Linked DNA regions of Homo sapiens: regions 1 and 2 are each linked to region 3. The links are chromatin loops, found by intact Hi-C in ENCODE. Cell type or tissue: CD4-positive, alpha-beta T cell. All regions are shown on one strand.

The links. Peaks named below come from ENCODE experiments on the same cell type or tissue, not always from the same donor. Only the 100,000 strongest peaks of a DNase experiment are listed, where the experiment ranks them.
Region 1: a loop joins it to region 3, with 2.5 times the contacts of the local background. A loop is called at or near these places in 7 of 110 quality-filtered maps.
Region 2: a loop joins it to region 3, with 2.4 times the contacts of the local background. A loop is called at or near these places in 9 of 110 quality-filtered maps.

What each region holds. Positions count from the first base shown.
Region 1 is chr10:47,205,758-47,208,257 of GRCh38, reverse strand. LOC105378291 (a long non-coding RNA gene) reads right to left here. Exons shown (of 5, transcript XR_945937.3): 2 at 657-897. Among named protein-coding and RNA genes, the nearest start is that of GDF10, 93 kb to the left of the region's middle. In CD4-positive, alpha-beta T cell, no CTCF peak of the experiment used is centred here; DNase peaks (open chromatin) are centred at 787 and 1,407; H3K4me3 peaks cover 1,593 bases; H3K27ac peaks cover 2,432 bases.
Region 2 is chr10:47,308,770-47,311,269 of GRCh38, reverse strand. GDF10 (growth differentiation factor 10) reads right to left here. Exons shown (of 3, transcript NM_004962.5): 2 at 549-1,474. Among named protein-coding and RNA genes, the nearest start is that of GDF10, 9.8 kb to the right of the region's middle. RefSeq lists an enhancer at 440-940. In CD4-positive, alpha-beta T cell, no CTCF peak of the experiment used is centred here; a DNase peak (open chromatin) is centred at 1,189; H3K4me3 peaks cover 217 bases; H3K27ac peaks cover 232 bases.
Region 3 is chr10:47,254,216-47,256,715 of GRCh38, reverse strand. No RefSeq gene overlaps it. Among named protein-coding and RNA genes, the nearest start is that of GDF10, 45 kb to the left of the region's middle. In CD4-positive, alpha-beta T cell, no CTCF peak of the experiment used is centred here; a DNase peak (open chromatin) is centred at 1,445.

The DNA of each region.
Region 1 (2,500 bases), 48 kb after region 3:
TCCTATCTATTGCCCATTCTTAACTTCTTTCTTACTAATATGACTCAGAGTTTTGCTTAGTCTGTTTTTGTTTTGGTTCCTGATAGATTCTAGGACTTTTCGGAGTGACCTGTTAATTACCTTATTTTAAAACTCCCCAACAGTGCTTAGCCTAGGCTTGAGCACACAGCAGGTGTCCACAGTTCCTGGAATTTGGTTGGCTGCCAGTCAAGAACTTAATAAAACATAGCTACTACTTCTTGAAATTTTCCTATGCCAAGTACACTTCCAAATGCATCACGTATATTAATACATGTTATCCCACCATAGCCTTATGAGATAGATATTATTATTATTACACCCATTTAACTGATGAGGAAACGAAAGCACAGAGCGGCTAAGTAACTTGCCTGAAACCACACAGATAGAAAGCAGAAAGGAGGGAATTGGAATTTGAAGGCAGGCAGGCTGCTTCCTGCACTTGTTTGCTACCGAATTGCACTAGTAAATTAAGCCGTAAGTGGCTTACACCTTCAAATCTTCATTACGTGATGAAAAGTGATAAAAAGCAAGAAAATATACAACTACTTTAAACCTATACATTAAGGGGAAACTGACAGCCATGTAAAGTCAAGGAGCTAAAGAAACCTTGATGGTACAGACGTTCCATCTCTCACCTCTCGTCCACGTGGATCACACCGAAAATATAATCACCTTCTTCCTCATTCATTCTGTGTTTGTGGAAACTTCCCAGTGATCAAAGCTGTCTTGGGGTGAAGGGTGAGCCCAGCCGTAAAGTGAGCTCTGTGAAGACTGCTGCCTTTCCTCCAGCCCAGGGCTGTCAACACAGTGGCTGGGGAGTGTTGTGTGACTCTCCTTTGAAGCAATAGGTCCATTGTGCAATCTCCATAGCATGGCCTAGTGGGAAGACAGAAGCCCAAAGGGCCCAGTGTAAGCTCATCCAGAAACTAGGAGACTGCAGTTCCACATCTATAAAACAAGGCTAGTTTGGATTTCTGGGAAGGAAGTAGTTTATAAAATCAGCAGATAATATGTAGATCCAGATGTAAAATGTTGGCAGGCACAATGAGGGTGGCTTTTTCTCACCAAAGAGAGCCTTTGATCTTTGCACAGAGCCAAGGTGGCAACTCTAGCAGCCTAGTTTAACTTCATTTCACGATCTGTGACCTTGGTTCCCAAACTTTCATGTAAGGTATTGCCCATTTAACAGGGAAGGAGACCTAGTCATGGCCTCTGGGAACTGGAGAAATATGTACAGTGCTCCAAGCCTCCATGAAAATAGGCAGACCCAGGGATCTGACTCTCCTTTTATCTGTCTCTTCAGAGCCCTGCTCATCTTCTCTAGTCTCTTCTATGGCCCAACAGGAAATTAACATGACCTTTGTTCTCACAGCATAGCAGCCACGGTAGGCTAAATTATGCTGCAGTAACAAATCACCTAAAACTCTTTGTGGCTTACCACAAGAAGTTGATATCTTGGTCTCATAAAGTAGACTGCAGATCTGGGTGATTCTCCAGGCAATTTTCCTCCATATTTAGCAAGTCAGATTGTTTCCTTCTTTTGGCCTTTCCATTTCAACACTAAGCAATCCCCAACTGGTGCGGATGAAGAAAGAGGTGGAGGGTCAAGAAGCTGTAATTAATTGCTTGGGCCTAGGAGTGGCCCTATTTCTATTCATGTTTCTTTGGTGAGAACTATTTACTTAGCCATACCTAAATTCAAGGAATACCTTATGATTCTCTGTGTAACTGAAAGTAGCAGAGTACCAAATATTGGTGAACATTAACTCTGTTGATCATACAGACAAAAGCTGTCTTCATTTGCTAAAGAGTTCCATCTGGCTAACCTCTGAGCTATTACCTTTGTGTTAGCCAGATTCAGGATTACGGAGTCTTGGTGAGGAAGAAACTTGGAGGCCATTAGTCCAGTTTATCCCAATTCAGGATCCTTGATATTAATCCTAACAAACGATTATCAAGCCTCTCTTTGGACACTTTCACGATGGCGTCTCACTATCTTATGAGCCAGAAAATTCCATGTTGAGACAGCTCTTTGTAAAATTCCTCCATGTTCTGATCCTGTCTACCTTCCTGGCAGGGCCACTTCTCAAGTCCAATTCTCTATGCTTAATAGAACTGGCTCTACCCACCCCCACTCTCCCATGCCCCTTCAAATGCCTGAGGCCATTGGCATGTTTCCTCCTTGCTCGGTTCCATAGCCTCAGTTCCCTCCACCACCCCTCACGTGACCTCCAATTTCTCCCTGTCTTGATAACCACTCTGTATGTCACCTTCTTTTAGTGTAGTATTCAGAACCTCTTGGTCTGATGGTTGTCAGATAAAGTGTTATCACTGATCTTGTTCTAGGTGTTGCACGATTCTAGCAGTGTCACCAAAGCAGCATTACTTTTCTCAGCAACCACATCACACTCTGGGTTTATATTCCAACTGGAGTTATTGGGATTTGAAGTCTAAAACTGACCCCCTCTTCCCTTCCAGG
Region 2 (2,500 bases), 55 kb before region 3:
GTGTCCTGCAGACCCTGTGCACAGTGAAGGCCTATTCCCTGTGGATTCCTGCCCTGAGCTGCAAGGAGGAGGGAATCTACAGTGGGAGAGCTGCTGAGGCTAGCACTGTGCTAGTCACAGATTGCCACACTCTGGGGTCCAGGCTGGGAACAGAAATGAGAGCCTTGGTCAGGAGGGAGCTTCTGGGACCTGCCGTGTGTACAGGAAGCAGCATCTACTCAACCTCTGCAGATAGTTGCTATGTGGGGATGCGTTTCTAAAGACATGGATTCTCCTGCTTTTCAAAAGAATGTTCTCATTTTAAAGTCCCAATTCAACCAAGCCAATACTTCAAAAAACACAGCCAAACTCACACATATGTGGGCGGCAACTACCCTACGGGCTGCCACTTGGTGACCTATGTCTACCTATTTCCTGCCTGGAATAGATAGGAAGTACTGTTATTCCCATTTTGCAGATGGGGAAACAGAAGTCCTGCAGGCTGAGGAACTTGACGGTAGCGGCAGAGCTGAGCCTTAGAATTTGGCAAAAGGCGGAAGAAACCCTACCTTAGGCATGGGGAACTCACATGCTCCCGCGCAGTAGTAGGCATCAAAAGATTTCGGTGAGATTATCCATTCATTCCAGCCGATGTCTGCGAAGTCCACCTTCAGGTACCTCCGGGAGCACACCCTCGGCTCATCCCACTGCTTCCTCCGGGCTTTCTGCATCGTCTTCTCGTCAAAGTCCAGCACCTGCGAGGCGGCCATGAACACCTCCTGGCCCTTCTTCCTGCGGTCTTTGCGCCCTGGCCGGGGTTTCAGCGCCCGGAAGGGGCTGGGCCACAGCTGGTGCTTGTGGAAGTGCTGTGCGTGGGCGCGCGGCGGCCTCTCATCCAGCCCCGGCAGCTCGTTGTCCTGGAGGGGCCCAGTGGCCTGCGCGGCTCGGCGCACGCGGGGGTCCGCTGAGTTGTTGGGGGCTGCGCGGGGCTCGGGGTCTCCGGCAGGGAAGGGGTCGTATCTCTGCAGCGTCACTGCCACGCTGTTGGGCTCCGAGATGGCCAGATCGTTGGCATAGACTAGGATGTAGGGCGCATAGGGGCTGGGCCGGGGCACCCCCGGGTCCCTCTCCTCAGAATCCAGCTGGGCGGAGAGGAGCAGCTCGCCATCCCGGCGGGCCGCCTTGACGATGGGGGAGATGTCCTTGGCCTGCCACAGGCCGCGCGGTGGGGGCGCCAGGGCCATGGCCCCGCGGAGTAGCCCCTGTGTGGCCGTGTTCTGCGAGAGGCTGCGGAAGAGCAGGTGCTGGCGTGTGGGCGGGCCCAGGGGCAGCGGGCGGCCTGAAGCGTTCTTGGCCCGCGGCTTGCATAGCACCTCGAGCGCTCGAGGCCACCGAGGCGGCTCTGAGTAGAAGTGGAAAGTGGCCGTAAGGATCATTTCCGAGTCTTGCATGGAAGTCAGGTTGAAGAAATACACGGCCTTCTGGTCGACCACTTCTGTGAGGGAAGGAGAGACCACAGGCTGTGAAGTTCTCGCTCGTGCTCCTGAGGGTCTCCCACCCAGGGCTGGAGGAGCAAACGCCCACCGATCCACACTTTCAGGACCATCCTCCTCCCCCGCTTTGCTTCCCTCCTTTCGTGTAATCCTCACATGAAACTGATGAGGGCGCCCTTTGCAATCCTCAGTGCACAGGTGAGGAATTAAGGTTGAGATTGTCAATATCCCGTAGCAAACAACAACAACAACAAAAAGCAACAGCAAAGAAATAGGGGCAGACAGGGAGGCATTCGGGCCTGCTGGACTCCAAAGCTCCTGTTTGCTCCCCCTGCCCTCTACTGCCTCTGCATGCACAAATGAACAAATGTCACTGACACCTTCATTAAGTGCTCAGGATGGCTTGGGTTGGGTCCAAGCCCTGCATCAAGGCAGCCCCTCCTGTATTTGCACAGCCCTCTATTTATGCAATCAGTTTTTAAATGCAATCATTAAATACACTTCACATTAAACCCAAACATTCTTCCAAAAGAGACGAAATAAATAAACGCTCATGCTTTTTGAGCACCTCCTAAGGGAAACCAGGATCAAAAGTACAGCCATTTAGGCATCTGCTCTTTGTTCTGCCTGAGGACTTTTAAGATTGTTTTAACAAGAAAAGAGCAGCATCAGGATTACACAAGGCAACCTGACTAAATCTCCAAGGTCCAGGTAAAGACCGGGACGTCTCAACCATTACATCTGCAACTTGGTTCAAGAATGCTCCAGCTCCGGCTTCCCTGGGGCTGCCGGCCACTCCTTCCTATTTGCCTGGTGGAAGCAGGCGTTCCCCAGGGCACCAGGGCAGCACAGCCATGTCAGCAGTCCCAGGAAGCTGCCCCAACCTTGGCAGCAGCATGAGTATTGTGTCAGGTTTGAATCGCCTAAACATTATTATATATCAGTGAGCGTTCTCAAATGGCCAAGTCCGCTCTAGGCTTCTGAGGAGTGGGGAGTCTTTCCTGGTGCCTCCCTAGGATGCCGCACAC
Region 3 (2,500 bases):
TTTCAACAATGTAGTCACAGTAAGTTTCGTTAATGAGATGCCAGTCTTACTTATTAGTAGGTGATGATGTTTTCTGTCTCATGTTTCTGATTTTCTCTTTATTCTTCATGTTTTAAAATGTTAGATGGTTTTATTTTTTCATTAATCCTAACAAGATATGTGAGTCACTTTAATCTGAAGTTCTTTCTCCTTGTCTTCTTACCCTACGTTCTGACAGATTTCCTTGACTTTATCTTTCAGTTCATTTACTGATGATCACTTTGAAGACAGGAATTGGTGGGTCACACTTATAATGTCTAAGAAGATGTATTGCCAGAAGATTCTTTAATGAATGTATACGTTTCCTGAATTTCTGAGAACAGCAATTAGAGTGCTTTAAAAGTTTTCCTTAGTTCATCGCGTCATCTAGGTGCTTCGTGCCTCTTCCCTCTGCCCTTCCCAGTCTTCACGGCTACATGCTGACTGGCTCTTCTGCCTGGTGCACCCTTGTTTGAGAACTGGGCTGGTTCTTCCAGATGGCTGCTACAGTGGGTTAGTTCCTGCAGTCCTCTTCTCCAGGAGGCTTCTGAGGGCTGAGCTGACTGCTTGGAGCTCTGGGTACCTGGGCTCATCCGCTGGCAGCCCTGCCTAGGGTGTGCAATGGACAGCTGGTCTTGAGGTGGAAGGCATGGCTGCTAAATCAGTAGTTGATGTCAGAAGGCAGGACAGTTCATGTTCACCTGCATCTCCTCCAGCCCCTCCAGCTGACCTGGGCTGTGCCTGGCTGCCAGAGGAAGGCCCCTTTTCCTGTATCCATTTGTTCAGAGGAGCTGACAAATGGCTTCCTCTGAGTTCCCAATTTCTGCTGGGATTTTCCATTCCATCCTCTGGCCTGTGCCAGTAGTAACATTTTACACTTGTCTGACACCTTTTCTCCTCTGAGCTCCAAGCACTTTACAAGCAAGCAGTTGCTATTATTGCCCTCTGAATTCTGATGGAAAAGCTGAGAGTCATGGGATCAAAGCCGCCATGATTGGGCAGTGAAGACAAGGCTCCCAGACACCAGGCCAGTCCCCGGCCCTTGGCAGGACCACATAGAGCACCCCAGCTGCTGAGGTGAGGTAGCCCAGGGGAGGGTTTTCAGCACGGGCTCCCTAGAGGCTCCCCAGAGCCGTCTTATCCTGTTGTAAAGTGATGCATTGTCCTTTACTGCAGAAGAGAGTGGGACCCTTGGGACTCTTCCCTGCCAGAAAAAGTGGGCTGATGGTTCGTGGTTTATTTTGGGAATGAGAAGACTCATTCAATCTGTAAAGGGTCCTCATCTTGTCTTGAGGAACAGGAAGCAGATCTGTATTACGTGGCCCAGGCAGCGGAATAAGGTTCAGTTGCTACAGGTTTTCACCAGTCAGAGGACTTGTTAGCACTGAGAGCTGCCCAAAGGGGAGTGCGTTTGCGTCCCTGGTTGGGTCCCGAGGCAAGTGTCTCTAGCTGCTGCTGGGGATGTCCTGCATCACATGATGCTAGGGAAGGGTGACACATGAGGCCTCTTCCAACCCAGATCTTGCATCATAAGGACACACTCTAGTGCTATCTCCTCTAAGTGGTGGTGGCCTTGGGGCTGAAACCCTGAAACCCTGGGTCATGTCACATCTTGCTGGATCTGCAAAGCTCCTTAGTTCCCATCTCCTCCTTCTTTCATTTAGCAAAACTCGGTTTGAGGTCTGCATTTTCCCTCTTTTGTACGAAGCTTTGCCCAGTAGCAGCTTACTGTTTAACTGGAAGGAACATCTGTGACCATGAAATTTTCAGCAACCTAAAAAGGCCCTGTTAAGTAATATTTGCTGAGCTAGTGTTGGGAGTCAGCAGTGTGTGTGTGTGTGTGTGTGTGTGTGTGTCTGTATGTCTGTGTGTGTGTGTGTCTGTGTGAATTCAGCTGCCCTCAGGCAGGTGGCTGGAAACTGGCTCACCTTTATCTGAGAACACATCAATCTTGGGAAGAGAATCCATGGAACTGAGTATGGAGGGACACCTGGCCAGAAAGAAACTGAGAACAAGTCATTCCTACCCCAGGGACCACAGAAGGAGGCAGACAGCTGGAGGAATGTGGTGTGTGTGCGTGTGTGTGTGTGTATTAGAGAGGGGTAGAGGACTATATTTTCTGGGCAGATAGAATTCTGAGCACATCTGTGTGTGTTAATGCTCACATGAAACCTTTCAAAGCTTGGAGAGATGGGTATTATGATTCTATTTTCCCAGTGAGGGATTAGAAGTCAAATAAGCTGCCCACGGCCCCAGCCCCGGCCAGAGCAGAGCTGGGATTTGAACCCAGTTAGTTGTCTTTGGCTCTGAAGCCCTTTCTCCTCTGTATCCCTGCCTGCCTTCAATGCAGGTGCCACAAATGAGGTCCCACGGACCCTGCTGACTGGCTCTGAGTCTTCCGGCTAGCCCGGCTGTCCCAGGCCCCAAGTGCTCTTTCCCAAGGGCTGGCTGCCTTGCAGGTCTCCAGAAGCCTCCGGGTCCA